Regions from separate parts of the Homo sapiens genome. Here region 1 is linked to region 2. The links are chromatin loops, found by intact Hi-C in ENCODE. Cell type or tissue: PC-3. All regions are shown on one strand. Each heading gives the region's core, and the rest is flanking DNA. Links, peaks and the distances in the headings are about the cores only.

Evidence for each region. Peaks named below come from ENCODE experiments on the same cell type or tissue, not always from the same donor. Only the 100,000 strongest peaks of a DNase experiment are listed, where the experiment ranks them.
Region 1: it touches region 2 in a loop (5-fold over the local background); 1 of 110 quality-filtered maps calls a loop at or near these places.

The regions. Positions count from the first base shown.
Region 1 is chr11:91,293,830-91,310,073 of GRCh38, reverse strand. No RefSeq gene overlaps it. Among named protein-coding and RNA genes, the nearest start is that of LINC02748, 140 kb to the right of the region's middle. In PC-3, for the core only: no CTCF peak of the experiment used is centred there; DNase peaks (open chromatin) are centred at 9,263 and 9,873; H3K27ac peaks cover 1,579 bases.
Region 2 is chr11:91,387,808-91,404,051 of GRCh38, reverse strand. No RefSeq gene overlaps it. Among named protein-coding and RNA genes, the nearest start is that of LINC02748, 240 kb to the right of the region's middle. In PC-3, for the core only: a CTCF peak has its summit at 9,491; a DNase peak (open chromatin) is centred at 9,101; H3K4me3 peaks cover 300 bases; H3K27ac peaks cover 1,545 bases.

The sequences.
Region 1 (16,244 bases), core at 8,329-10,828, 94 kb after region 2:
AGCACTGTACTAAGTACATCATCCATTAGTTTTTTGAATCCTTACAATTACCATGAGATGTAGATATTAATTGTTCCATGTTTCTGATGGTGAAACAGAAATATAGAGATGTTAAATAACTTGTCTGCAGTCTTGCAGCTATCATTCAGGACATAGGCATGGGCAAGGACTTCATGTCTAAAACACCAAAAGCAATGACAACAAAAGCCAAAATTGACAAATGGGATCTCATTAAAGAGCTTCTACACAGCAAAAGAAACTACCATCAGAGTGAACAGGCAACATACAAAATGGGAGAAAATTTTCGCAACCTACTCATCTGACAAAGGGCTAATATCCAGAAGCTACAATGAACTCAAACAAATTTACAAGAAAAAAACAAACAACCCCATCAAAAAGTGGGCGAAGGACATGAACAGACACTTCTCAAAAGAAGACATTTATGCAGCCAAAAGACACATGAAAAAATGCTCATCATCACTGGCCATCAGAGAAATGCAAATCAAAACCACAATGAGATACCATCTCACACCAGTTAGAATGGCAATCATTAAAAAGTCAGGAAACAACAGGTGCTGGAGAGGATGTGGAGAAATAGGAACACTTTTACACTGTTGGTGGGACTGTAAACTAGTTCAACCATTGTGGAAGTCAGTGTGGCGATTCCTCAGGGATCTAGAACTAGAAATACCATTTGACCCAGCCAACCCATCACTGGGTATATACCCAAAGGACTATAAATCATGCTGCTATAAAGACACATGCACATGTATGTTTATTGTGGCACTATTCACAATAGCAAAGACTTGGAACCAACCCAAATGTCCAACAATGATAGACTGGATTAAGAAAATGTGGCACATATACACCATGGAATACTATGCAGCCATAAAAAATGATGAGTTCATGTCCTTCGTAGGGACATGAATGAAATTGGAAATCATCATTCTCAGTAAACTATCGCAAGGACAAAAAACCAAACACTGCATGTTCTCACTCATAGATGGGAATTGAACAGTGAGAACGCATGGACACAGGAAGGGGAACATCACACTCTGGGGACTGCTGTGGGGTGGGGGGAGGGGGGAGGGATAGCATTAGGAGATATACCTAATGCTAAATGACGAGTTAATGGGTGCAGCACACCAGCATGGCACATGTATACATATGTAACTAACCTGCACATTGTGCACATGTACCCTAAAACTTAAAGTATAATAATAATAATAATAAAATAAAAATAAGAGGAAGAGCAGGGATTTGAATGTATATCTGCCTGCCTCCAAAATCCTGTATGGGCACAGCCTTTTATTTAAAACCCAGACACTGAAAAAAAAAATCCTGTTTATTCTTCTGTAAATTTCTACCATCTGCTGAGAAGCTGGAGCATCACCTAGCCTGAACACTGTCTTATTACCAGCAAATAAATGTCAGCGTAAAGACCGTAGAAATCATCTGTTACCTCAGTCTTCAAGAAGTGCATCCACCCGCACCTGACAGCACTTTCCAGCAATGCTGGGAAACATAAATAGATTAGTGAGTCTGGAGTCTTAGGGGGTGCGTAACCTTATGTTTCTGAACATTTAACTTATTAAAATTCACAAAGAAAGACCTTATGGTGCCATCATTTTATCCAACTAACATCATCAGTATGGCTCAAGGGCTATGGCTTTCTACACTCACCCTAGCAGCAGTGAACATATGGTTTTACTTCTCTCTAAAGCCTCAGGGCATCTGACAGTACCTTTCATGGATAATGGATAAAGGCTGCCATACCGGTAGGTAACTTCTGTTCCATCAGTACTGCCTTAGTGCCAAGAATGCTGAACAAATTCCAGGAGGTTTTGAACTGACCTAGGTCTAGTCTGTCAACAGTAACAACCTTAGGAGCAGCAGGGGCAAATGCTTCCTGTTTAACTGCGCTTTGGAGTTCTTCTATGTTTGCTTGAGCTCCTTAAAGAAGGAGCCACACAGTTAAGCCACAGGTTGTAGTTGCCACATTTTTTATTATTGCTTTGACTGTGTTACTTTGTTCTTTTTGATATCTGCCTTACTGCTCCTGGGTTAGAAATTACAACTTTTTGTTACAGTAGCCTCAAGGAACTATGGAAAATATGCTTTGACAGTGCATTCAAAGAAAGTAAGGTAGTTGAAAATGGTTTTGCACATTGTTTCCCACATTCCCTACAGCAGCTGAGCTATAAATAGCATTACTATGTTTTAGTGTCAGTATCTTCCTAGTAATTAAATATAGTTTTATCTAATCTGCAATCCATTGTCAGTTGTTCAAGAGGGTCAGCGTCTCCTTTCCACTTTCCCCAGGAATTCTCATATTGAGATGTAGTGCAGTAGATTTATCAAAGTCCTGGAAAGCAACTAAGCTAAGCAGTGAATTTTCAGTTATTTTGGAGAGGAAACACATGAGTAATTTTCTCATCTTTGGAATTTACTATAGGATACTGAACACAAAGAGGATAGGCTTTGGAATCTGATTTAACCAGGTCCAAGTCCAACCTCCACTAGTTCTGGGTCATCTTCAGCAATACTTAATTTGCTAATTACTAGTACTCCTACTTATTTTCCTCCTACTTTCCTTCCCCTTATGCATATGAATAACTATTACCATAACTCACAACTTGTCTAGGAACCCACATCAGTACTCACCATTGACTTATTTATGACACATCTAATTCTTATCCCTGTGCTTCATAATTTGTGTTCAATATCTATCCTGGACTTTACCTTTCCTCATAAGCTCCATAGAGAAAAACTCTAGTAAAAGGCATTAATTTTTTTCACCTGGGCCACAGCCTGTACATGGTCTCCTCCATTTCATTCATGTACCCTTTACAGTCTATTGTCCACAAAATTTATCTCCATAGTCCTCCACAGCCAGAGTGAACCTCTTAAAATTAGATCACATAATTCCTTTGCCGAAAGCCATCCCTTGGCTCAAATTAAAATTCCATACCCTTTATGATTGCCTACAAGACACTGGCCCTGGCCTATCTTTCTCTCCTCATTTCTTTCTACTTTTGATCTGACCACTCTGTTCCCAGCAACTTAGCATTGTTGATGCATCATGAAGACACAGAATTCACTCTCATTTCAGGACATTTGCCTCTGCTGTTTGCCCTATCTGGAATTCCCTTCCCCATGATATTTATGCTAGATCCTTCACATCATTAAGGTTTAACATCGCCCTTGAGCATCATATTTAAATGGAATTTGTCCCCATCCTAACTCTGTCCTCTAATTCTGGTGGTGGCTCGGCATTTGATTGTGACTGTCCCTAGTTTGTGTGTTTATTTATTTATGACATTAATGATTTTTATTTCTTTTGCTTAGTGTTGAAACTCTAGTATTCACAGAAGGATCTGCAAATAACAGCATTACATATTTGTTGAATAAATATGTTGATAAATGAATGAATAAGATCCACTTTTAGAGAAATAATTCCTCCCTTGAAGGATTGCTGTAAGGATAAGAATGAAAATATAAGGCAATTACTAACCATGTTGGGAATGAAGCTCTCACAAACTGTTGTTGTTACTGTTACTACTGTTGTTTCACAAAAATTTTGATAGACATTACAATTCTTGGACACATAATAAAAATGTAACATACTTAGGTCTATTTTTAATGTATTATTATTTATTATTATTGATGACTAAATGTGACCATCACCAGGCTGAGACTTGGGTGTGATTTACAGTATCTGTAACTGCCATTATCTGTTGATGTGTGCTTATGTAATTATCTAATTGTGACTTTTTCAGTATTATTTGCTTTGGTAATACCACCCTCAGATTAATTTTAACTTAAATTTTTATCTATAATTATTGTTTAATGTATCTTCCAATATATTACACCAACAATGGTGTATTAAAATGATTTTGTATGCAGAAATTCTGTGAAGCAGACATACACAGACACAGTCATATGTTTTACTGTTCTACTTCATTTCCCAAATATTTTCATGTGCTTATTAGTGGGGCTTCATTGTGAGGCTCAGCTTGCCCCCTCACTGTATCCATCCCTTAAGAGACTTACAGGTATCAATCTAATGTCCTGTCCATTTGGCAGCTACAGGGTAGGAATGGATACAGGACAGAGAAAGATAACTGGAAAATCTTTGCAGGATTCTAGCCCAATTGCTTCAGTCATGGTAGCCAGACTCACTTTTGAAGTTTAGTCCGTCAGAGACTACAGCTGCATTGAAGTCTTCCCTGATGCCCAAGGGCAACTTGCTGAGCTTGTTTGAATTGCCCATAGTCATTTGCTCAGTCACATCTATGGAAGGGCTGGCCCTCCTCTGCAAAGCTGAGGAAGTTTTCATGCCTATTTAACTACTTCCTTCTAATACATTCTCCTGTGACCTCTATAACAGAGGACTTTGTTCAGGATCACCTGCTCCTCTTCATTAGACCTCCCTGGCTACACTATGGGAGATGAGGTGTTAAGTGCTAACGTGCCTCTCTCTAGTGATAAGAGCTAAGGATCCTCGGGGGAGGGGAATATTGCAGGAAAGCCTTCATTATGCCAAGAGTTCCACTGCAAGCTGTCCTTTGGATTGTGAGTCTATTCACCTAACAGCTGCATAACTAAGAGTAGCTCTGCAAATGACTCACTTCAAGCATTAACATCCACATCAAGCCCTCCTAATAATTTAAAAAGAAAACAGGGGTAGGGGGAATGCCGCCTAGTTATGCCCCATTATTGTTTGATTAGTTTACAATAATAAACCACCACTAGAAACAAAATTTATTGTATTTATTGTGGCATTTTCTGTATCCTGAAAAGGTATTCTTGAATTGAAGGTATATCTTAAAATCACTGATATTTTAGAATTTAGAAAATACACATGTACACAGAGCAAAAGTGAAGCTATTATCACCTGGCATTATAGTACCAAACTTGACATAAATCTTATGCTAGAAATTCCCTTTCCCTTTGTAAGGTATTTTCAAGTTATCCAAAGTCAGTTTGATACATTTCAACCTCAAAGCACAAAACCTATTCTTGCTTCTTTGATGTGAGTAAACACTAATCTAAAGCTTACTACACATTATTTGCCCTAAGACCATCTAGGATCTACCCATTGCAGACTTACCAGGCAAGGCAGCCTATTGTTCAGAGTCTAGCTACAATTTAGGAAAATAAAATGTTTCATAAGGAAAAAGAAAGCTAGATGTCTTTGACTTGTGCAGCGAGTCAAAGATAAAGAGACTTTTACCCTGTGATCTTTATTACCAAATAATACTGTACCCAATACAAACCCCAAAATTCACCTAACCGAGATTAGACCTTTTCTTAGGAAATCTCATGACATGCCCTTTATGTGAGTCAGAGAAGTGAAACTGTTGAGCTGTTTTCCAATAGGCTGTCAATAACTAAAAGAGATGTCAAAATAATGGGATTTGTTTACTCCAGATACGTTATTGGAAGAATAGAATAAGCTGAATTTTTCCTGCAAAGTCCCAATTGTGTAAGGTTTTATTTTATTAACAAAATTAAGTCAATAAGTGTATAACTTCATGTAGTTCTTCATTTATGTTTTTTGGAAAAAATTCTCATGTTGCTAGGACACTTTTTGTAAACAATCAACAATAACAGACATATTTGTTTTCATTAGTAAAGCTTTAAGCAAGATTTAATTCTTCATTTAAGAACCACTTGAATGACTCCTCCTAGTTACAAAAATGTAAGTAGCCACCCATTCAACATATTCATCTTTTGTGATTTGATGAAGGCTAACTTTTTAATAATTTTCATAAGAATCTCTGCACTACTTGGCATAAGAATCTCTAGGAAGAAAGGGAATGAATCTCTTGTCTCTTCTCCAGATTTGAAGTTAGGAAAACCTGTCAGGGAAGATAAGGAGATTATGAAGAAAACCTTCTATTAAATAAGATATATCAAGTTTATACTTCAAAGTCTTCAAAGGTCACATAAAATTATCTAAATAATTGCTTCAAAGGATTGTTGTGAAGATTAAATGAGGCATATAAAGGACATAGAAAAGCACCTAAAAACCCCGATATTTGCTGAGATACACAACCCACATCCTTTTCAAGAAATATAGAATGGATTCAGTCATTGCCATGTAAACATTGCTCAGTGAATGTTAATGTTGTTATCATTTTACTAGTCATCAAACTTCTATGTACAGTAAATGTTATGATAAAAGAAATCTCATCTGTATTTTTTCTACAGTGAGATTAATGAGTCATTTTATATTTATTAAAAGAAGTGAATGCCAACATGATATGCCATATTTGAAAATGACTAACAAATCAATTTCCAGTCTCCGCACTAGGTTCAGTTTATTCTTTTTCTTACTGGAATTTAAAGGAAGTGATTAGGGACAGGTTTGAATCTGAGATTTTCCAATGGGAAAATTATTATCCTATGAAGAAACTTTAAAACGACACTATTTTCCAATTCCTGAGCTACAGAAGAGCAATTGCTACTCAAAACCTGACATTAGCTACACTTAGGTTGTTATCTGTCTAAAACCAAACTTAGATTATCTGTCTGTCCCTACAAACTCTCCAAATGCCTGTTTGTTTACTGGCTGTAGCATCCAAGAAGTTGAGAAGAGAAGTGTCCATTTATTATTGCCATGGGCATAAGGTTTTCTTTTCTTTAAACAATGCTAAAATCCCTTGGTCATTGCCATGTAGATTTTTTAGATTGGAAAATATCAGTTCACTGAATATAAAATATGATTTGGCCACATGCAATTTCTAGGAGTAACACTTGTTAAGCATAACCACTTCATGAAACTCCCTCCCCTCTGGTGGTACAATGATCAAGGAAACGAGCAAACTGACACATGACACTTCTAATAGAAAGGACATAAATTAGCTCACTGCCACAGGTTTTTTGTTTGTTTGTTTTCCTGATTGTAGATTCAGTGTTGCTTTCCTCTTGTGGATTTTCTTGACAAAATAATTTGGTATTTTACCTAAGTCTCTCCAAACTCACCAAATGCCTGTATGTTTGCTGGCTTCTGAGAGTCACTTACAAAAGTGTTTAAAAGAAGCAAAATCAACGGCCTTCTCACTTGACATGAAGAACCCACTTGTAGAAGACATGGCTCAAAAGTCTCTTCTCAACACAGCTGTGCTAACAGATTGCTGATCAGTGAGTGACCTTTTTCATCAGAGCAGTTCAAAGCTGCCTTTCCAACTTTGTTTTTAATTTAATTATCATTTGAAGGGAGGAAAATCCTTTTATGCATCACTGAGAAAGAGACTGTATCTTGGGACTACAGTGACGATGATCTTGCCTATTGCAAGGCCTGAGAACTGTCTGGTAAAAGCAAAACTTTGTTCCAGATCAGAGAAGCATTTAGGTTAAAAATAATTGGGTTGCTCTTCAAATAATACAGAACTTAAGTAGATTGAAAATAGGAAAAGCAAATATTCTCTATAAATCTCAGACCCTACTTGGGACAATAAAAGTCTTTGAGCTGATGGTTGCCTTGTTTTATTCCATTATTTCGGGGGATAATCTTTGTTTTAATTCTAGTGTGAACCTTTGTATATTGCTTTCCCATGTAAACCAGGGCAGAAAGCATCTCATGGCTTTATTTATCCAAACACTATCAAAATAGCATGTATGAAAAAATGAATAACTTAGGCAAGGCTAAGTTATTTCTGATCAAGAGATTAATAAACGTGCTATATTTACTAACTTTGAATAGAGGTCCCAAATTCATAAGGGTTTCCTCTCATTCCTACTTTGCCATGGTCACCCATTGTGTAGTGGATGACTGGTTTTGTTCTCTCCATGTAAATGAGCCTATAGTCCATAGGCCGATATCCATTACAGGTTAACTCCTGACCCTGACTTTGTTCTCAGCTTGTGTGTTGAAAAATTGTACCTGCCCTGCCCTCTGCTTTTCAATCTGCCTTTGCTATCTTCACTTCTGACCTCTTGCCTCCTTTCTTTTGCATAGCTTACAAGGTCTTGATAATCCCTTAGGAGATACTTTCTAGGTAGGCACCAAACATAATGTTAACCATTAAGAACACAAGAATAAGGTATATCCTCTTTCATTTATATGTTTTGTCTCACAGTAAAGATAGGCAGAAAGATCATTTCAGTAAAGTGGGATATTAGCAGGTGGTCTTCCATAGGTCGATTTAGGTCCTAACGCTTCTTTCCTCCTGCAGACCTCTCATCCCCAAGGACCTTTATGTTCTTGGCTTCCATCTGGTGGACAGAGAAAAAAAGAGGGTGAAGACTTTGTAAGGAATTATGGGGCCAGATTTGTTGTTAGGTATATTCATTTCACTCCTGTCCATTGTCAGATCTTGTTCATATGGCCCTCCACAATGTTGGCTAGGCGTGTTAATTTTCTATTGCCATTGTAACAAATCACCACAAATTTAGTGGCTTAAAAGAGTACAAATTAATTTTCTTACCATTTCAGAAGTTAGAAGTCTGAAATCAGTTTCACTGGGCAAAATCAAGACTTGAAGAGGAGAATCCATTCTCTTGCCTTTTTCAGCTTCTAGAGGGTGCCTGAATTCCTTCGCTCATGATTTCTTTGTGGCATCACTGCAAACTCTTGCTTCCAAGGTCATATCTTCTATTACTTGTTATTCTCCTTCCTCATTTTTATAAGAGCCTATCTGAGTACAGTGGCCCCAAGTTAATCACAAAGGCTAATCTCTCCAATGTAAGATCCTTAATTTAACCACATATATCAAGTCCCTTTTACCGTGTAACATAACATCTTTACAGAGTCTTGAGTTAGGATATGAACATCTTTCAGAGCCATCATTCAGCCTATCATAGGAAGAAAATAGTCTTGTTCTGTGCTCTGGGGGAGAAGGAAACTGATTTGGTGAACAGTTTGCCAGTATGTATAATAATAAAAAAGTCTATTACATATTGCATATTTACTTTTTTTGATGTGTATCGTATCTGGTATATCAACATACATATAAATACCAGATAAATATTTTATTTGCATTGTCTTACTCACCAAGTCTGTGCATAAAGTATGATTATTTCTAATTTACAAAGGCATAAAAATAAGGCTTAGAGGATTTAAGTACTTGCCCAAAGTATCAAGGTTAGTGGTGGAGTTGGATTTAAAACAAGGTGTGGCTGACTGTAGAACCTGTCCCTCTTTATCACTATAAGGCACTGTCAACATAGACTGAAACACAGGATACTATTTTATTAGACCACAAAAAAAGGAGACTTTAGCCCAAAGCAGAGCTGCGGGGTTAACTTCACTGACATATTAGATACAAGGATTGGTACTAATTTTCAGTTGATGACTCTTACTTCCCAGGGGCTACAATCTCTCATTGCCTCTTGATTTGTGTCTCCCTCCAGCTCTTCCTGCAAACCTACTAGTTGAAATAGTTGGCTCCTTGTCATCTCCACCAATCTCAGAATCTGTGACTAAAATAATTCTCTACATTCTGTCACTCTAGACCTAAACTGACCTGAGCCATGGTGAGGTATTGAGATGGGGAAGGGAATGATAATAAAATTCAGGTAAGGAAGAATTCAAAAGACAGAAATGTGGGGCAAGGATCAGGGCAGGCTCAGAGAGGCTCAGAGAGGCCAAAGGCCTGGGTGACCGCTACTTGGACAGTGGGGTTCAGTAGAGAGAAATGTCTTCCAGCCTTCAGAACAGCAGACCTCCAGGTTTTCTGCCTCATATTTCACATATCAAGATTGCATGCCAGAATCTCTCTATCAAAAAGATTTTGATTTGTATCTACTCAAAAGAAATTACAGATTCTGTATGGACTCTTTCTTTGGCAGAAATTAAGTTAATATGCCAGCACATGGTGACCCAAGTGACCCTTTTTCAAAAAAAAACATGAAAGTGAGTCATTGTGGTTTGTGCTGACAAGCACTGAGAAATGGTAACCATTCTTTCTCTTTTTCGCAGTGACATCTGTTGACTTTCTCATAATGTCTATATAATGGACAGTAGAAGATATTATGGTACAATTTAGTAAGTCTTTGCTGCAGAAACTTCCTCACTCTCACTAAATGAGGATGACCCACTAATTTAAAACCAACAAACATATTTGAAACTCCTGATTGTTTGAATTCATGATAAGATACTTCTGTTACCTAGTTAGCCAAACCTGAAGTCATCAGCTCTTTTAAATGAAGTATTCCAGAGGACACCACTTTCGCGTACAAAGCCATTTTAACACAGTGGGATGTGAAGTGGACAGAGTGCTCTAACTTATAACCAACTTTTCAGTAAATGTGGTCAACATACATTCAGCAGGGACCTACTCTTTTCCAGGCACCAGGCTAGATGGTGCAGGGAATCTAGGTTCATGTCTTGTCTTTGTTAATAATTAGCATTGTGAACTTGAGGAAAAGTACCATTTTCTAAGCCACAGTTTCCTTATCTCTAAAGTGAATATAATGATACTTGACCAATCAGCCTTAGAGAGTTGTTGGGGATTTCAAAGAAGGTAATATATTTCACAACTCTTTTGTAAATGATAATAAAGATTATACAAGCATTTACTCTTCATATAAATGGGTTGTGCTTGGCATTCAATTCAAACATAACATACTGGGTTCATTTAGTTTTCAATTCTGTTGAAAGGGAACTCACTTTCTTAAAGATTATTTGAAAATAATCATCTGTCCACTCCCCCACACTGAATTGCATAAGGTTACTCTATAAATTTCTTGATAACCTGTAGGCTAATTCCTTAAAATCTTAATCGTCTTTCTGGGCTCCCATGCATTATGTACAATACCATTGTTGCCAACACAGGAATGCAATACTCATGAATATATAATGTGTAACTATTCACCTCTGACATATTTAAGTATATGCATGTTATGTCTCCTGGCAAAATTACAGAGTACAAATTATTTCAATTAATAATAATGCTTTTCATGAAATTAATTACACATTACATTGAGATTTTGAAATTGCATGGTGAAATATAGTTGCAAACACAGCTATTAAAACTGTATTAGGGGCCGGGCGCGGTGGCTCACGCCTGTAATCCCAGCACTTTGGGAGGCCGAGGCGGGTGGATCATGAGGTCAGGAGATCGAGACCATCCTGGCTAACAAGGTGAAACCCCGTCTCTACTAAAAATACAAAAAATTAGCCGGGCGCGGTGGCGGGCGCCTGTAGTCCCAGCTACTCGGGAGGCTGAGGCAGGAGAATGGCGTGAACCCGGGAAGCGGAGCTTGCAGTGAGCCGAGATTGCGCCACTGCAGTCCGCAGTCCGGCCTGGGCGACAGAGCGAGACTCCGTCTCAAAAAAAAAAAAAAAAAAAAAAAAAAACTGTATTAGGAAATCTCATTCTACCCAAATCTCTCTCCTCAACCCATGTTTCAAACTTTGTAATAAAGAATCAGCTAACTTGTGTTTCTTTAACTGATAGTGCTCTTTATAAGAACAGTGGACTTTTTATGTACATTATTTCAAATCTTCTAGATAGGATACTAGATGATCTTATGATGCATATTTTTACTGGCAAAGGCATTGGGGAAAAAATAAGAAATAAAAAAATACATAAATGTGTGTCTAAATAACTGTGTTATACACTTAGTTCCACAAAATCACAGGACTGGGAGGGAGTTAATGTAGTCTGAACTTCCTGTAGGTGATTGATTCCTTCCTTACAAGTACCTAGCAAAGGGCTGACCAATCCAGCATTTTATCTTCCAGTATGGAAGAGGTCATGACTACTCAAGGAAGCACATTCCATTGTGGATAAATTTTTATATTGAATAGTTTTCTTTTAATTTTTAAAAATTAATTATTTAGCTGACACATGGTAGACTCAAGGATAAAGAGAACAAGAAATAAATAGTCCATATCTTCTAGCAGTTTAGAATCTAGATTAAAATATGAAAAAAAGAATGTTGAACTTCTCTATCAAATACATTAACTCTCTGTAGTCACAAGTGTGAAAATGACTATACCAAGGTAAAATTATTTGCTGATTTATAATTTATACTATGTCTTATTCCAAGGTATATTGGAAATTACTTAGAACACAGTTCTTATTTCCTAATTAGAGGTTACATACAAGTTAATGTGAACAACTTACAGTTTTCCTGAAATGGTAATACAAAATAAACTTGCTGACCACATTTTTGTATAAGAAATATTAAATAGCATTTAAGTGATATCATCATATATGATTTGAAAAAGAAAACCTCCCTTGATTGTTCCATTAGTCTGTAGTAATTAGATTAATTTTAGATATCAGAGCAACTACGTATAGTATTCAGAATAGTTTATCACGTTCACCTCCCAGCATATAGATACATTACTTTCTATGATACGTACCTTCTCTCTATGACATTTGAACAACTTAATACACTGGAATTTGTTTGAGAGAACAACTTTTTAAGTTAAATTATTGGAACCCAACTTAAGTCCCCTTAAGATTATCCTCTTATAACAGAGACTTACACATGAAATATGCTTCAAGTTCACCTGCCTATGGCTAAGTTCTGAATTGAAACAAGGTAACTTAAAACAATTTTTAATTTAGTAATTATTTAAAATAACCAAAAAGAGAATAAAAGGATATAATATTTTAGTAGGAATGATAAGAATTTATAATACCCTGAGTGAATGTGAAATAATAGATATTCCATTCTGCTGATTGTAGGTCATTAAAACTAGTCTTAACATGTGCTCTTGTTTTAGATTTTCATTTGTTTAACCTAATTCATTGTGACTCTTCTTAAAAGTAGCATTATTGAGATACAATTCACATTCCATACAATTCCTCTATTTAAAGTGTACAGTTGAATTCAGTAGATTTTATTGCATACACAGTTATGTAGCTATTAATCACATTCTATTTTTTCTGCATTTTCATCACACCAAAATGAAACCCCGTACCCATTAGCAGTCATGCCCCCGCTCCCCTCTGAGCTGAAGAACAAATAATCTGTTTTCTATATTTATAGATTTGCTCATTCTGGACAGTTTTTTGTAAATAAAATTATATAATGTGTGATTTTTTTATAAGTGGCATTTTTCACCTATAATAATGTTTTCAAGATGCATCCATATTGTAGCATGTATCTCTATTCCACATCTTGTTGTTGATGGACATTTAATTTTTTTCCACTTTTGGGCTGTTAATAATCCATAGATGTTCATGTTTACATTTTTGTGTGGACATTATGTTTACATTTATCTTGGGTATATACCTAGGGTTGGAATGCTGAGTCATATAACTATGTGGTTAACATGTGGAGAAATGGCCAAATCTATTTTCACAGGATTGCAACATTTTATATTCTCACCAGCAGTAGTTTGAGGGCTCCAATTTCTCCTCATCCTCCCCAATGTGTTATAATTGCCTTTTATACATTAGTTTTTATTTTAAAAACATGACAGATAAAATTATATGTACTTATGCACACGATGATGAAACACATTTTGAATAGGTAAATCTGGGTAATTAACATATGTATTAGTTCACAGTTACCATTTTGTAGTGAAAACATTTAAAATTTACTCAGCATTTTTAAAGAATATATTATTAACTATAGTCACTATGTCGTACAATAGATTTGTTTAACTTATTTATTTTGTTGACCTAAAATTTTGTGTCCTTTGACCAACATCTCACCCACATATCCCCCACCTCTAATGCTCCAGCCCCTGATGACCACCATTCTAGTCTCCACTTCTATGAGATCAACCCTTTTGATTCATCATGTGCTATTTGTCTTTCTCTTCATGGCTTATTTGTCTATCTTTTATTTCCATGATCTTAGTGGGTATAAAATATTATTGTAGTTTGACCCTGCATTTACCTAATGACTTATGATGCTCAGCATCTTTATATTTTTATTACTGACTTGCAAGAGATACTTACATATTCTTGACACAAACCCTATGTCAGATATGTGACATAATCTTTTTCTTAATCTGTGGGTTGGCTTATAGCTTTATTAATAGAATCATTTCAGAATAAAACTTTTTAATTTTTGTGAAGTCCTAATTTTAATTTTTTTTCTTTTGTCGCTTGTGTTTTTGTTGTCAAGTCAATGAAGCCTTTGCCTAATCCAAGATTGTAAAGATTTCCTCCTGTGTGTTCTGTGTTAGGCTGTTCTTGTGTCACTATAAAGAAATATCTGATGCTGAAAAATTTATAAAGAAAAGAGATTTAATTGATGCATGGTTCTGCAGACTGTACAAGCATGTTTCTGGCATCTGCTCAGCTTCTGGGGAGGCCCCAGCAACTTTTACTCACAATGAAAGTGAAGTGGGAGCAGACACATCATATGGCCACAGAAGGAGCAAGAGAGAGAGGAGTGGGGGTTACCACACAGCTTTAAACAACCAGATCTCATGTGAACTCACTCATCAACAAGGGGATGGAGCTAAGCCATTTATGAGGGAATGAACTTCCATGATCCAAACACCTCCCACCAGGCCCCTCCTCCAATATCGGCGATTATAATTCAATATGAGGTTTGGCAGGGACATATAGTCAAACTAGATCATGTCCTTTTAAGAGTTTTATAATTTATCTTATATTTAAGCCACTGATTGTTTGAGTTAATTTTTGTGTGTGATGTAAGAAAGGGATCCAGTTTCATTTGTTGTTGTTGCATGTAGATATTTAGTTTTTCCAGGGAAATTTATTGTAAAGACAATTATTTTCCCACTAAATTGTCTCAAAACCCTTGAAAATCAATTGTCTATTTATAGATATAAAAGTTTATGTAGGAGTCCATATTTAGTTAATCTACATGTCTCTTCTTTTTCTAGTACCACATTGTTTTGATTAATATAGCTTTATAGTAAGTTGTAGAAAGTAGAATTCTGAGTCTTCCAATTTTCTCATTTTTGAGATTATTTGGACTTCAATGTTTGCTAGAACTTCTATACGAATTTTAGAATATAATTGTTAATTTTAGCCAAAACAAAAGCAGCTGGTATTTGGCAGGGATTGTGTTGAATCTGTAAATAAATTTGGACAATATTGCTATCTAATCCATGAAAATGGAATGCAGCTACATCTATTAAGGTCTTCTGTGATTTCTTTGAATAATATTTTCAAGTTTTGAATGTAAAAGTTTAACATTTTTTGTTAAATTTATTACTCCAATTCTTTTTGATATCATTGTCAACAAGATAATTTTCTCAATTTGTCATATTCTTTTTGTGAGTTCATAGAAATACAATTATTTTTGTAAAATTATATTATAAGCTTACCAAACTCATTTATTAGTTATCACAGATTTCCCCCCTTCTCACCCTAGCAGTGGATTCTTCACCCCTACATATGAGATCTTGTCATTTGCAAATACGTATAGTTTTACCTCATCTTTTCCAGTCTGCATGACTTTTATTTCTGTTCCTTGCCTAATTGCCCAGGCTAGAACTTTCAGTACACTATCTAATAAAAATAGCGAAACAGGCATTCTTGTATTGTTCAAGATTTGAGACTAAAAGGGTTTAGTCTTTCACAATTAATATGGTATTAGATGGTGTTTGTCAATATTATTAATGCCTTTTTAAAATATACTTTTTGCCTTATTTATTTTCTCTACAGTTTTAGTATTCTCTATCTCACCATTTTCCATTGTAATGTCTATTCTTTTTTCTTTTAACTGATTTTACAATGTTAAACTTTCCAAAATGTCCTTTCATTATTGATTTTTAATTTAATTCCATTGTGGTGAGCAAACTTTGTATTACTTCAATCGTTTTAAAATTTTGAGGCTTGTTTTATAGACTAGTGTTTGGTCTAAACTGGAGATGTTACATCATGTGCATACACTTGAGAAGACTGTGTCTTCCATGGTTGGGTGGAAATTCTGTAGATGTCTGTTAGGTCCTCATTGGTTTATCATAGATTTTAAGATTTCTATTTCATTTATCTTCTGCATAGGTGTTCTGTCTATTATTGGAAGGGGGCATATTAAGGTCTCCAAATCTTATTGTTGATGTGTCTATTTCTTCCTTCAATTTTGTCCCCCTATTACTTCTTATATTTGGGGGTTCTGTTAGGTGCACATATATCTATACTTTTTAATGTTTTTTGATGAATGGACTCTTTTTCATAATAAAATGTCCTACTTTATTTCGAAGAAAACTTTGTTTCAAAGTCTATTTTGTCAGGCATCGATATAGCCACTCCAGCTATTTTATGGTTATTGTTTACATGATATATCTTTATTCCTTACTTTAACCTCTTTGTATCTTTAAGCCTGAAATGTGTCTTCTGTAGATATCA
Region 2 (16,244 bases), core at 8,371-10,870:
GGAAGTGTTCCCTGCTTAGTGTTCTCTGCTATGGAAATATCTTTGAACACTTAGAATTCACAAGATCTACAACATATTTTGGACAGTGATATGATTTTTAAAAAAGTGTAACACTCCTAGGCCCAAAGTGGTTTGCAGAGGACAGTAGAAAATTGCCTTATTCATGGTTTCCCTTACAATTGAGCACTTTTGTAAGATTTTTCAAATGAGGATATTCATGAGCAAAATCTCTTTGGATAGACCACAACAAGCAAAATTAAAATTAATTTCTAAAAGAAGTCTCACAACAGTTATGTCATGAACACAACCTTTTAAGAAAGGATTGGGAGCAGTGATTCACTTAAGAAAGTGAGTGAGTTAGGTATGGGATCTTGATAGGAAATGAGACTTGAAATGCAGGAATTTTGCAGACACAGAAAATGGAGATGGATATGCACAGTTTTTAAACACCAGTCATACTGAATTCTAGTGGGCACACTGAGAATTTAGAGTTCTTATAAATTAGAAAGATCCATATACATCTAAGATAATGCTTTTGCGATGTGACTTGATTTTGCCTTTATTTTCAGCCAGCATATACAGAGAATTTTGAGAACTAACAACTTAGATACAGAAAGTGTCCACTTCTGATGTCAATCTATGACAGAAGAAGGCAAATCTCTCAGTTTGCTATGGTACATAGTCTGCCAGTTCAGCACATTATGATGATGGTATCTATTCAGTTATCCACCAATATAGAATTCCTCTCATGTGATAATGCAAATCTTTATTAAACCAGGAATTTTAAAAATTAAAGTAAAACAAAAGTTAAAACAAACACAACTGAGGCACTTTATTTTCCTATGTGTTTAGTATTTATTAAAATTAAAGCTCTAAAATGGAGCAAATAATGAATGATGGTTGCTTATTTTAAGCACTTACTGTGGACAATGATAGAGGAAAAAATCAGTGTTCTACCTCCAGCTGCTAATTCCTAAACACTTCATTAATTACTCAGAATTCAGAGAAGCAGGGTATTTAATTAGTTTCTCAAATGAGATAAATAACAGTTAGCCATCATGCAAATGCACATCGTAGTTTTAGCATGGATATTTTTGACAGCAACTCTGTAGACAGTAAAATGTCAAGTAAAGCAAAAACCTTCACAAAATAAAACCAATGTATGTAACTGCCGATGCACCTAAACTTACAAAACCCTTCCACAACAAGGAGCTATGTTTAGTTACATATGATTTAATTTGGGGGATCCATTTGGAGTCACTGGTGCTAACAGTAGGAGGGTAAGTACCATGATTCACTTTACCTAGAAGTCCATCACTGCTGTCTTTGGAAGCACCATGCATTTCCCATGGTCTTTCTAGAACAGAAATTTTCAATGAGGTGTGGAATGAATAGTACATTTGGGCAACGTTTTCAAAATGTTCATGTTCACTGTCTCTCAGGAAATTAATTATGTTCTAGACAGCAAGATATTTTTCAAAGATCAAGTTAGAGCCCGAGGAAAAATAGGAATTAACCATTCCAGGTAGAAGAGAGAGGAGAGTGGTCCAGGCAGTGGAAAAAGCATTTCTAATGATCTGAATGTGAAAGAAAAGATGACATACTTGAATCAGTATACACACACACACACACATATATATACACACACATATACATATATACATACATATGTGTGTACATGTGTATATATACAGTATGTATGTCACTATATATGTGACATACCGCATATATATACATAGACATATATACGTATATATGTGTGTGTGTATATATATATATACACACACACACACATACATAGATGTATATATATATACAGTATGTCACAATATATTTATATAATTCCTCTTGGCCTTTGTCAGGTGGATAGATTGCAAAAATTTTCTCCCATTCTGTAGGTTGCCTGTTCACTGATGATAGTTTCTTTTGCTGAGCAGAAGTGTTTTAGTCATGAAGTCTTTGCGCATATCTATGTCCTGAATGGTATTGCCTAGGTTTTCTTCTAGGTTTTCATAGTTTTAAGTTTCACATTTAGTATTTAATCCATCTTGAGTTGATTTTTGTGTAAGGTGTAAGGAAGGTGTCCAGTTTCTGTTTTCTGCATATAGCTAGCCAGTTTTCCCAGCACCATTAATTAAACAGGGAATCCTTTCTCCACTGCTTGTTTTTGTCAGGTTTTTTGAAGATCAGATGGTTGCAGATGTGTGGTATTATTTCTGAGGCCTCTGTTCTTTTCCATTGGTCTGTATATCTGTTTTGGTACCAGTACCATGCTGTTTTGGTTACTGTAGCCTTGTAGTATAGTTTGAAGTTAGGTAGCATCATGCTTCCAGCTTTGTTCTTTTTGCTTAGGATAATCTTGGCTATACAGGCTCTTTTTTTGGTTCTATATGAAATTTATACTATTTTTTTCTAATTCTGCAAAGAAAGTCACTCGTAGCTTATGGGAAGAGCATTGAATCTATAAATTACTTTGGGTAGTATAGCCATTTTCACAATATTGATTCATCCTATCCAGGAGCAAGGAATTTTTTTCCATTTGTTTCTGTCCTCTCTTACTTTCTTGAGCAGTGGTTTGTAGTTCTCCCTGAAGAGGTCATTCACGTCTCTTGTAAGTTGTATTCCTAGGTATTTTATTTTCTTTGTAGCAATTGTGAATGGGAGTTCACTCATGATTTGTCTCTCTGCTTGTCTATTATTAGTGCATAGGAAGGTCTAATATCCAGAGTCTACAAGGAACTTAAGCAAATTTACAAAAAAAAAAACCCATCAAAAAGTGGGCAAAGGATATGGATGGACACTTCCCAAAAGAAGACATTTATGTGACCAACAAACATATGAAGGAAAGTTCATCATCACTGGTCATTAGAGAAATGCAAACGAAAAACACAATGAGATACCATCTCACACCAGTTAGAATGACAATTATTAAAAAGTCTGGAAACAAGAGATCCTGGTGAGGATATGGAGAAATGGGAATGATTTTACACTGTTGGTGGGAGTGTAAATTAGTTCATTCGTGGTGGAAGACAGTGTGGCGATTCCTCAAGGATCTAGAACCAGAAATACCATTTGACCCAGCACTCCCATTACTGGATGTATACCCAAAGGATTATAAATCATTCTACTATAAAGACACATGCACACATATGTTTATTGCAGCACTATTCACAATAGCAAAGAGTTGGAACCAACCCAAATGCCCATCAATGATAGACTGGATAAAGAAAATGTGGTACGTATACACCATGGAATACTATGCACCCGTAAAAAAGAATGAGTTCCTGTCCTTTGCAGGGGCATGGATGAAGCCTGAAGCCATGATCCTCAGCAAACTGACACAGGAACAGAAAACCAGACACCGCATTTTCTCACTCATAATTGAGAGTCGAACAATGAGAACACATGGACGCAGGGAGAGGAACATCACACACCAGGGCCTCTTGGGATGTGTGGGTCTGGGGGAGGGATAGCATTAGGACAAATATCTAAGACATTCAGGGCTTAAAACCTAGATGGCGAGTTGATAGGTGCAGCAAACCACCATGGCACATGTATAACTGTGTAACAAACCTGCACGTTCAGCACGTGTATCCCAGAACTTAAAGTAAAATAAAATTTAAAAAAAGGCAGCTGACGTTCCGGGTCATAAACTTGGAACAAAGGGGAATTTAATTTGAAGGTTTATATACTGTGTAATAAATTATATTCCCCCAAAAGCACTTAATAAAAGTCCTATCTTAAGTGGTGCTGCTGGAGAAAAAAAAACAAAAAACATATTCCTCTTGGCCCATTTCTTTGACCTTAGTCCATCTTTCCTTTCTTTCCTTTACAGAGTGTTTACCTCCTTCTCTTGCCCACTTAACGTTAGACTTTCTGGACTTCTATTCCTTGTACCTAGATCAGTGAGCCAAGTAAAGCAAGTGTAAACTTCTGATAAACTGGGACAGAAAAAATAGGAATGCCTACAAGTAAGACACTCTAAACTTACCCACCCTGTTAACGGACTCTCACCATCTGGGGAAATAAACTGACTTACAGCCATATCATATTGAATGCCTATTAAGAGTTGATTGTATTTAGTTCCAAACTTTTATGATACTTGTAATTGTAATGACATAATTTAATGAGAGAAGAAAAAATTTTTTTTTGTCCCAAGCATATGAATAAGAACTAGCAAGTGATCATTGAATATACTTATAAAATAGTGTTCTATGGCCAGGCACTGTGGCTCACACCTGTAATCCCAGCACCTTGGGAGGCCCAGGTGGGCTGATCATGAGGTCAGGAGCTCGAGGCCAGCCTGGCCAACATGGTGAAACCCTGTCTCTGCTAAAAATACAAAAATTAGCCTGGCATGGTAGCGCATGCCTGCAATCCCAGGTACTCAGGAGGCTGAGGCAGGAGAGTCACTTGAACCCAGGAGGCGGAGGTTGCAGTGAGCAGAGATAGCACCATTGCACTCCAGCCTGGGGGACAGAGCGAGAATCTGTCTCAAAAAAAAAAAAATGTTCTATTTGTGATAGGGGAATGAAAATCAGACTGTATTAAGTTTATGCATAAATGGCAGACAAGAAAGGAAGTAGAAACTGTAAGGATAAAAACTCAATAAAATGGTCTGTGAAAAGGAAAGAGGAGGTTAAATAGTGTTTAGAGATGACATGGGGTCAAGGGACTATCTTTTGTCACTAAATGAGAGGCAATTAAGCATGTATAATATATAAGGACCGTCTAGTGACAGAAAAGGTGGCAGATCGGGGGAAAAGATTCATTAGAATATAAAAGTGAGAAGGTTTGGATTAAAGATTATAATGTTTGGAATCATATATATTTTAATTTTTTTGAGCTCTGCAACTAAGACCTGTGGCTAAATTATTTAACTTCTCACCACTTTGCTTTAGACTTTACAATGTAATATGTATTTTGATTGATTTGTACATGGAAAAATAACTGCTAAATTACCCCACATTAAAACACAAGCACAGACAAAAGTATCTGTAAAGTTATCCAACCGCTGCTAAAATACAAGAAAATCAATACAATCGCATATTATAGCTTTAAGATATATATTTCATTTTTATAAGCCAAGCACTTTAGACAATTAGAGAATTTAGACAATTAATAGAATTTACACTTAGTGAAAATGTTGTAATTGCTTACATAAAAACAATAGAGGATTTTTTTAACTTTCTTGAGCTCTTAGTGAGAAATAAATATGCTGGCTGAAAAAAAAAGAGGTTATGCATAAATTCAAAGGAATTATTCAAAGACACATAGATGCAGTTAAGCGTAAAGATCTCTAAGGATATTAGAGAGTCCTTGGTCCTCAGATATGCTAAGTTTCCTCCCATGGGTAAGAATGTAATGTATGTACAGAGTTAGTATATTTTCATACTCAGCCACTAAAGCTGTGATTAGCTTGATGACAGGTTTATACTTATGAAAATTAAGAAAATCATTTAATCATGTGGCTATGTTTCTCAATTGAGTGTTCTTTATCTTTTTTGGCTTCTGGATGACTTGCTGCCACCCTTTGCAATCTGGTAGAGCCTATGGAAAAAGGCTCCACATCACCATATCCTGTGGTCACAGGCTTCCAGCATCTAGCATGTTGCCTGTCAGATATTTACAAATATTTGGTCATCCAGTCACTTCTATTTCCTGAAGCTGCAAACCTTAACTTTTATGATGCTGTTTTATCTTGATTCTTCTTTCACCTTCTCTACATTTAAAGAGTATCTTTTCCTATTATCTCCAAAAGTGATATTCAGTTCTAACTCCTTTGGAAATTTGAGCCTTCTATAGTATCACCAGAAATGAATTTATTATGAAATTTAAACTTCTGCACCTCTCAATTTTATGAGCCACTTCCAAGATCCCAAACCAAATATTTGTCATATCGCTTTATTTTTCTTAAAGATGGCCTCTCAAATGTATATGCTTTGGATCCCACAAATGAATATGTCCATAATTTATATATATATAATTTATAAATTTATAATATAATTACATGCATAATAGTGTATAAGCATATATATGCATACACACACTAATATGTAATTTTTAAATTTCTGTATTTGATTTATATGACATAATAGAATTCACTAACTTCTCATATTTAATATGATTAAAACCACCTGTTCTTCCTTTAAACTAACTTCACCTCCTAACTTACCTATTTCCATTAAGGGCAACACCATACTGTCAGTTATGCTGACTCAAAACCTAAGAATAGTGATTAAATTTTCCCTTATCTTCACTCGTATTTACAGTTACTAAGACCTATCAATCTTCACTCGGTTTAGACATTTCTATATCTATTTATTCCATTCCCATCCGGGTCTTTCTTACCACTTATCCTTTGCACTGCTAACACCATAGACCAAGTCACTTTGATATTTCAACCTTTTATTATTGCAATAGGTATCCTGGCTTTTAACTTGTGTGCCCCCTTTCTTAGATTCTATTTTAAAGATATAAATCATAATTATTTGTTGAAAACATAATTATTTATTTAAGACTAAAATAACATCGTGTCACTCCTCTGCTCAAACCCTGTGCTAGCTCATTGCTCTCAGGGCAAAAGACAGTTTATAGAGTGTCCTGAAAAACCTTAACTGATCCCAAAACCCATTCCCTCCAATTCCACTTCCTATTTCTCTTTATTCACTTTACTCCAGCTGCACTGACTTTTAGATACTGTCTTGAATGTGCTGGACACAGGTGTAACATAAGGTCTTTTCCTAGCTCTTTTCTCTGCCTGGAACACGTTTTTCCCAGATATTCATGTCACTTACTCACTCAAGATTTCCCTCAGATGTCACCTTCACGATGAGGCCCACTGTGACTGCCTTATTGAAAATTGTAACTGTGCCCATGTTCCTGATCCTCTCTCACTGTTTATTTTTTCCAAATCACTTAACACCTCCCACTGCATTGTACAGTTTAATTATTATTGTTTTGTTTATAGTCTGTCTCCTACTGCTCCAATGTAAGTTCCATGAGATCAGGGATTGTGTTCTCTTTTGTTTACTTTGTGTTCTGATCACCTTGAAGTGTGTTGGGCAGATAGAAGCTCAGTAAATATTTGTTTAGTATATTAATTACTTCTGCCGTGGCCTTTTGCGATATTCATTTAACAAGTTTCCCTGCCTTAAATCTGTTCCTTTTGCCGTCAAGCCTCCATGCTGTGGCAGATAAATCATTCTGTAGTCCAACTCTGTGTATAGAATTTTGCTTAAGTCCTTCAATAGCGTCACAGTCTCTATCACAAAAAGTCCAACTTCTCTGCATGCTACCTAAATGCTTCATGTTTGAACTTTAAGCTTTACTTTCAGTCATGGCTACCATGACTCACCTTCAATAACCTCTGCCTGACTTTTCATCCCCAAATCTTTCTATTTCCTGGTAATTCATTGCAGGAAACTAACACTGACCACAGAAGTATTCTTTTTACTTTGACGAGACTTCACTGAGATATCATTGCCTAAAAACCAAATAAAAACCTTTCTATCAGCTCAACATTAGTGTTATTTCAAGTATGAAGGTATATTTATGAAAACTTAATTATACAAGTAGTCAACTATTTAGTAAACTTTTTCATGTCATGATGACTTTGGTTTTCCCTTGCAATTTTGTAACTGTTGGGAACTGAATGATGACTAATTAGGTAACTAATACCCCTACTTCCAGCATGCTAGTGGTTTTAGCCTATGAAAAAAATGAAGAGAATGTATTAAAACACTCACGTACAACAGTATATATATAGTAAATATTCTAACTGCTAGTCTGTTAGCTAAAATGACAGATTTTTAAAATTCTCAATTACCTGGAAAAATCTAGTTACATTCCAACAAGCAGTAGGGACGTCCAATACATATATTTATAGTATAACAAGGTGTTTCTACAGTGCTCTGGGGACATATAAAGTATTCACTCTAGTATTCTTTAGGTGATTAATTTATTTAAAACTGCATTAAATTTCACAGATGATACAACATTCAAATTCTTTCAATCTCTACCAAAATTGTTAAATATATGCTGCCAATGAGAATTTGAAAAGCTATTTATCAATAATTATGTTTTCCTTAAAGCAGATATTTTAGGCATTTTACAAAATAGTCTGATGAAATAGTTTGAGTGTTTACATAAAATGACTAGAGGTTTCAAATATTTTCTAAGACTGGATTTGATCTCATTTTTTCCTTTATATATATATAAAATACATTATATAATATATATTACACATATATATTATATAATGTATTATATATATATATAATAGTAAAATTTTACTCTGATGTTGAAATATGTAAAACAAACAAACAAAAAAAGCTAAAAAAAAAATTAAACCAAAATCCCAGCTATTAAAGTGTTTTCTATGGCAAACTGATTTTTTAATCAGATTTGCAGGGTAAAAGTTCAAATTGAATTTTGACTTATATAAATTTACAGACTATACTATTTATAAGAAGTAACAGACTTTAAAAATAAAAGTTAATCTAACGTTTTAAGTTTTAATCGCCAAATCAGACTAATTGTCCAAATGATTATATCAATTATGCAATAATTCTTCAACAAAGGATATGAACGGGGGGAAAAAGTAAAAGCAACCCAAATCTACTTAATCCCATGGTTACATTTAAAGTTAAACTCAGAGAATATTAATATCAGAATAGTCTATCTCACAATCACTTAGGAGCAGGAAAAGTGGGCCGACATTTGTTAAACTACTTAGAGGAATATTTGAAATATCATTAAGGATTGGAATTATGCCAGACATTGAGAAAAAGCAGACAGGTTGCAAAACTTCAAACAGAAGAGAGTTGTTGGAGTTATGTGATATGTGTGATGTCAGTATTTACTTTTTTTCTTTAAGTCCCAGATATTGAAAGGGAATCTATAAACACCCAGAGAACAATGGACTCCTTAATATGGCTACATGGGCTTATAAAATAGTAAATGATGCCAAACATGTATCTGTTTGCAGGAGGACAAAGCTAGTAACTTTGGAAATGCGGTCTGTGTTTTATTTGGGGAATAGTTGAAGCATTTAATGCTGTGTCTCAGAAAAGTTAGTATTCTAACCTGTTTCAGGTTGGCTTGGACATGAACACTGTCACATCATTTGGCAGCCTGGCTGAGCCAGTGCAGAGGAAGGTGATGATAAATGGGAGCGCGTCCAGTTGTGAGGAAGTGGCTAGCAGGGGGGCTGCGGGAGCTTTGGCATGAGGTCAGGTTTTATTTTCCATCTTTATTAATCATCTCCAGGGGGGAATAAATTGCCTGCTAATGAAATTTGCAGATAGCACTAAATTTTGAGGTGTTGCCAACACAGTTAACAAAGGAGAAATAAATATAAATGGACTTAAGCATGCTATTTATCATTTATTTGGATTTAATCAAAATTGTTCCCAGGATGCATTTATAAACGATTCCCACAAAGTAAACTGGGGGGATGGGGGGAATCTCCATCACACAGCAAGACAAATAGGCTGATAGTAGAGTCGCCCTCTATAGTCTACTAGGTTAGAAAGAAAAGGATATTCCGCAGCAAAAATGTACTGGTTAGAATGCACTCTTTCTGCTTCCGTGGAGTGCCAATTTAGAGAATGGTAAAATTTCCAAGTCTAGAAAGTTTTCAGTTTTCAGAACTCAAAGCACAGGGCTTACAGGTAGCATATATATTTCCTTCATCTTTTTCTAACTTTGCTGTGCCCAGAACACATTGCTTTCCCTGCAGTCCTCTTGAGAGAAAGGTGCTTGTTTGTTTGTCTTTTCTCACTTCCCGTATGAACAGAGGGTCAGAGGTGAGGTAGGGCTTCATATTGCTTCCTGTTGCTATGTCTAGGCCATTGTTAATTAACCTTTCTATAAAAACAGAGAGATACATGTATATGTAAAATATTGGCTCTTTTGAAGTTGATGATATTAGATATTTTAGTTACCTATGACCCTCATAGTCACGCCCTCACTCATAAGAGATTTCGACACTTCACTTGAGGCTGTTCCTTCTTCATTGTATCTATTATGATCTTACCATCCACTAATCCAACACTTCAGCTTCTCAGCTCCTTCATATTCAGTTTCTTATTATCTCTTTGTTTATCCCACCCAGCCACCTACTCCATGGTCATTCCCTGGCTCTTATTATTAAAAATACCACTGCCAAAAATCTTGATATGCTAGCTCCCCACCCACTGTCTCTACCACCTATCTTTCCAGTTCTCCAATTTTAATGATTATTTAACTTGCAACTTGACCTGAAATCAATTAGCCCCTTCCACTTTTTCACTCTCTAGTCCCTCAGGTTCTTTTTCTCTTTTCATATAGATTAAACTCTGTTCGTCTGCCACCATATCTACTCCCTAGATTAAACCTCAACTCACGCCCTATCTCCTTTTTTGGTTCTCCCTTTGTAAAATCCCACCGTAGTTAAATCTAATTATACTCGAAATCAGCAGAGCACAGCTGAATATGGATGCCCACTGACTGATGCCACTTTACATTTATGACCATAAAAGTGAAGTATGCCCTGGCCTTCATTAGGAATACTGCTATATTTCACCAGCCAATTCATTATCTACCTCCTGAGAAGGCCATTTTATACTTTCTTTTGTCTTCTCTAATTTTGTTCATTTTTAAAAAAGTCTTAACTGTAATCCTGTCCTCTCACTTTTTATTTCATGAAAAAATATAATCAGAAAATAATCTCCTTACCTTCTTACCACCAAATATGCTGACCTACTTACTTACAACTGTTCCCATAAACTCTGCTTTCCCTTCTATAGAACAAATGAACTGTTCCTATCTTAGTTCAAACTGTTCCCTTGTACAGTGGGCCTTGGTGAAGTGGATGCTTTTTTCTAGTTGTCTCCTTCTATCCTGCATTATCAGTGTTCTGTCTCTATTTGGTCATTGTCATCATTAAAAAGAAGTTTAGGAGTATAAATAATTCTACTATAAAGACACATACACACATATATTTATTGCAGCACTATTTACAATAGCAAAGACTTGGAACCAACCAAAATGCCCACCAATGATAGACTGGATAAAGAAAATGTGGCACATATACACCATGGAGTACTATGCAGCCATAAAAAAGAATGAGTTCATGTTCTTTGCTGGGACATAGATGAAGCTGGAAGCCATCATTCTAAGCAAACTAACACAGGAAAAGGAAACCAAATACCGCATGTTCTCACTCATAAGTGGGAGTTGAACAATGAGAACACATGGACACAGGGAGGGGAACGTTACACACCAGGGCCTGTTGGGGAGTAGAGGGCAAAGGGAAGGAGACCATTAGGACAAATACCTAATGCACGCAGGGCTTAAAACCTAGATGATGGGTTGATAGGTGCAGCAAACCACCATGGCACATATATACCTATGTAACAAACCTGCACGTTCAGCACATGTATCCCAGAACTTAAAATAAATTAAAAAAAAAAGTTTAAATAACACCCAACTTAAAAACAAAGCAAAACATAATGTTTCCTTAATTCCTCATATCCTACCTGTATTATGGAATTGTGCTCTCCCAAAATCTATATGTTGAAGCCCTAACCACCAATGTGAGCTCATTTGGAGATAGGGCCTTTAGTGAGCTTGTTAAGGTTAATTGAGGTCAAAAGGGTAGGACTGGTATTCTTCTAAGAAGAGGAAGAAATGCCAGAGATCTCTTTATTTTTATGAGTGCACAGGGGAGGTTATGTGAGGACACAGTGAAAAAGAAGCCAGGTCCAAGCTAGAAAGAGAGGACACACCAGAAACCAACCTGACAGCACTTTGTTTCTGGACTCATAGCCTGCAGAATTCTGAGAAAACAAATGTCTGTTGTTTAAGCCACTCAGTCTGTGGCGTTCTGTTCTAATAGCCCAAGCGGACTGTCACTGATTCATGTCTGTTTTCTCCTACATAATAAATCTCCCCCAAATATTATCTTTTTTTCTGTTTTCTATTTTCTCTATTTCCATATTTTCTTTCTTGGATGCACACCAATTAGTCCTTCAACTCCACTACTTTCCTGAAACCTCACTTGTCAAGGTCACCATGAAATGTAATACTGCCAAATCTAGTTGTTAATCTCAATCTTTATTTTACTCAATCTCTCAGTAACGTTTAGATCAGTCCCTTATCTGGGGGAAAATTTTTCTTCTCTTGGTTTCCAAGTTGTTATCCTCTTCTGTTTTTTCTCCTCTTGACCATTCAATCTTTCTCATTAGGAACTTTTGTTCCTCCCCCTGTTTCTAAACTTTTCAGTGCTATTGTTCCCTAGAACTTGGTTCTCAGCTACTTCTCATCTGCCTCTAAAACTCTGCTTAAATTGTCTCACTTAGTCCTGTGTCTTCAAATACCACCCATACAGCTATATGCTGAATATTCAAATACTTATTTTTCCTTGAAAGATGCCTTATCTGCAGTACTTCTAATCTCAGTAAACATACAATTATTCATACAACTTTTAGGTTCCCAATTTTTTTTATTTCTTTAATCACACATCTAATCTATTAACAAGTGCCAGCAAATCTACACTCTAAATACATTTTATTTTATTTTTAATTTTTTATTTCCATAGGTTTTTGGGGAATAGGTGGTATTTGGTTACATGATTAAGTTTTTTAGTGGTGATTTGTGAGATTTTGGTTCACTCATCACCTGAGAAGCATACACTGAACCCAATTTGTAGCCTTTTATCCCTCACACACCTCCCACCTTTTCCCCTTGAGTCCCCAAAATCCATTGTATCATTCTTTTGCCTCTGCATCTTCATAGCTTAACTCCCACTTATGAGTGAGATGATACAATGTTTGGTTTTCCATTCTGAGTTGTTTGAATTAAAATAGTAGTCTCCAGTTCCATCCAGATTGCAAATGCCATTAATTCATTTCTTGTTATGGCTGAGTAGTATTTCATCATATATACCACAATTTCTTTGTCCACTGATTGATTGATGGGCATTTGGGCTGGTTCCCGATTTTGCAATTGCAAATTGTGCTTCTATAAACATGTGTGTGCAGGTAACTTTGTCATATAATGACTTCTTTTCCTCTAGGTAGATAGTAGTGGAATTGCCAGATCAAACTGTAGTTCCATTTTTAGTTCTTTAAGTAATCTCTATACTGTTTTATATAATGGTTGTACTAGTTTACATTTCCATCAGCAGTGTAGAAGTTTTCCCTTTTCACTGCATCCACGCCAACATCTATTTTTGGTGGTTGTTGTTTATTTTTTGATTATGGTCATTCTTGCAGGAGTAAGGTGGTTTTGCGTTGTGGTTTTATTTTGCATTTCCCTGATCGTTAGTGATGTTGAGCATTTATTCATATGTCTGTTGGACATTTGTATATCTTCTTTTGAGAATTGTCTATTCATGTCCTTAGCCCGCTTTTTGATGGGATTGTTTGTTTTTTTCTTGCTAATTGTTTGAATTACTTGTAGATTCTGGATATTAGTCGTTTGTCAGATGTGTTTTTACTTTTTATTTTAATATAATTTTGACTTGTGGAATTATTACAGGAATAGTACACATATATTCTTCGCTCAGATTCTGTGACTGCTAATATCATATGTTGTATTATATATACACACATATAATATGAATAATTGTCTTCTCTATTAATTGGGAATAAATTGAAGACAAAATTTTATTTTATCCTTAATTGCTTCAGTATATATTTTCTATAAACAGAGACAATGATGTTCGTATGTCTAATTGCTGGTTGGTTAATTTGAGTTTTGTTGGTATCTGCCAGGTTACTCCACTTTAAAGCTACTATTTTCCACCGTATAATTAAAGTATGCTGAGAGGAGATACCTTAGTATCCTGTTCCTTCGGCAACTTGCTCCCACTAGTTTAAGCATTCACTGATGATTCTTGCCTGAATAAACTATTCTTATGATGGCTCTTGTGATAGACAAAATCATGCTCTCTGCAACTGATGTCCATGTTCTAATCCCTAGAACCTATGAATATGTTAGTTAACATGATAAAGATGAATTAAAGTTGAAGATGTTATTAAGGTTGCTAATCTGCTGACCATAAAATAGAATTATCCTGGATTGTGTGAGTAAAACCAGTGTAACCAGAAAGGTCATTCAAAGTGGAAGAGGGGGGCAGAAGAGAGAGTCAGTCAGAAGGAGATGTGACAATAGAAGAACATCAGGATTATGTGATAAGTAATAGATTTGCTTTCACTGGTTTTGAAAATGGAGGAAGTGGCCATGAACTGAAGAATGTGGGCTCCATCTGAAATCTGGAAAAGGCAAGAAGACAGATTTTTCTCTACAGCCTCCAGAAAAGAACCCATCCATCCTAACACCTGGCTTTTAGCCCAGTGATATCCCTGTCAAACCTCAGATTTACAAGTCTGCAGGATTATAAATTCATATAGTTTTAAGCCATTAAGTTTGTTGTAACTTTTTATAGCAACAAAAAAATAAATAAATAACAATTACCAAAAGGCAAATCTATCATTTCTTATATGTATTAGTTGCTTTTTAAAAAAATTGTAAAGCAATATTGTTATTTTATTTAGAAAATCAAACCTGGCTTCCCCAGGTATATTGCTAAATAAAATTAAGAGGATACTATATGTAATTTGGTTAGCCACAGGAGCTGAAGAAAATCATAATAAATTAAATAAGCAATGATTTTTTTTTCACCCAGAAAAATTCTACACTCCTAATTTTGCTATTGTATTTATGTAGACTTAATTTTCATTATGGTCACATAAAATATTTAATTTGATACTGTACATACTTATTGGTCTGTTTACTCTAATTACTTGCATTGTTATGTTTCTTTATATTTCTATTTTCAACTAGGGGGTGTAGGAAAAGAATGATTTCATCAGATACCTTGGCTAGAAAAATTAATACAAAATATATATGACCAAGAGAATTTGGGACTTCTTGAAACTTATGTAAGTTTTGGCAGACATCATAAAAGGGAATCTTAGAAAAATGCATATGGCCTTATTTTTTATCACAACTATTTCCTAGAGCTATTTTGGGGAAGAATATAAATATTTTTGTCATAACAACAGTGTTTTCATAGTGTTCTTGTATAAATGAGTAGTTGCTGTTCTGAATTAAAAAGTTTGCCTCATTCCTTTAGTAGACAAGGATGTGTCAGATTATAAGATGATTAATTATTGAGAGATGATTGGGGTAATCATTTTACCTTTACAAAATCAATTACAAAAATTGCTCTCTTTAATTCATCCAGTATTTTGTTTTTGTAATTTTTTATGGTTCTATCAGCAAGAACTTTATTTAAAAAATTAAAGCTACCTGGCTGGTATCATAAAAGCAGTAATTTTTGACAAAGGAAGAGAATGTAAAGCTACAATGAAGTAAGTATTCAAACATGTGTTCCGGTCAATGTTACTTTATCCTTTATTCACAGTCAAAAACTTGCTAATTTTTGGTTTTCTGCTTTAGAATCCAAGTTGACTGGGGGAATTTTTTTTGAGCCAGGAGCAGTTTATATTCAAGTTTTCTTCAGAAGACTCACAAGAAATTGAAAGAGAAAAGGAAGGTATACATTTGCCAGAAAATTAGAATGAGAGAGATGGGGAAGGAAAAGGAAATATGGTCTTACAAAAGTAAGTACATGCCTTCTCTTATACCTAAAAATATAAATCATTCTTTTTTTAACATTTTTTCCTTTTTAAAGATTTTTTTCCTTTTCAGAATTGTGAAATTAAGCAAATATTTTGCCTAAGAAAAAAATTATGAAATACAGTGTTTCTGTATTCATATATTTTAACTTTACTGTCTTCCTCTCTTTATTTAGGTTTGTCTGTCCAGAGTGGCCTCTCACTGTGTTTTTCACTTCATTAATCAAAACTTGTTCTCTGAAGTCAAGTTGACAAATTCATTCACACAAAGGCAAGAATAACAAATATTACCATAACAATTGTTATCCATTTCCAGACATTATCATCAATCTTGATACTTTTTATAACTCATAGTATTTGTGTCCTCAAAATCCCTTCCAACTGAATATTTCAGGCAAAACCTATCACTTGACCATAGTTGGTCAGAGGAGGAAATTATTTTTTAATCTTTCACTAAAATAAAAAATAAATTCAAAAGCTAGATGATATTTTCTTGCTGAAGTATTTTGAATTTTTATTGAAAAAAATCTTCAGTTCCTTATAGATGATTATCAGTTCATAAAGAGGCAATAAGAACATATTTGCAAGGCAAGGAGCTCATTGCTCTTCCTAAGT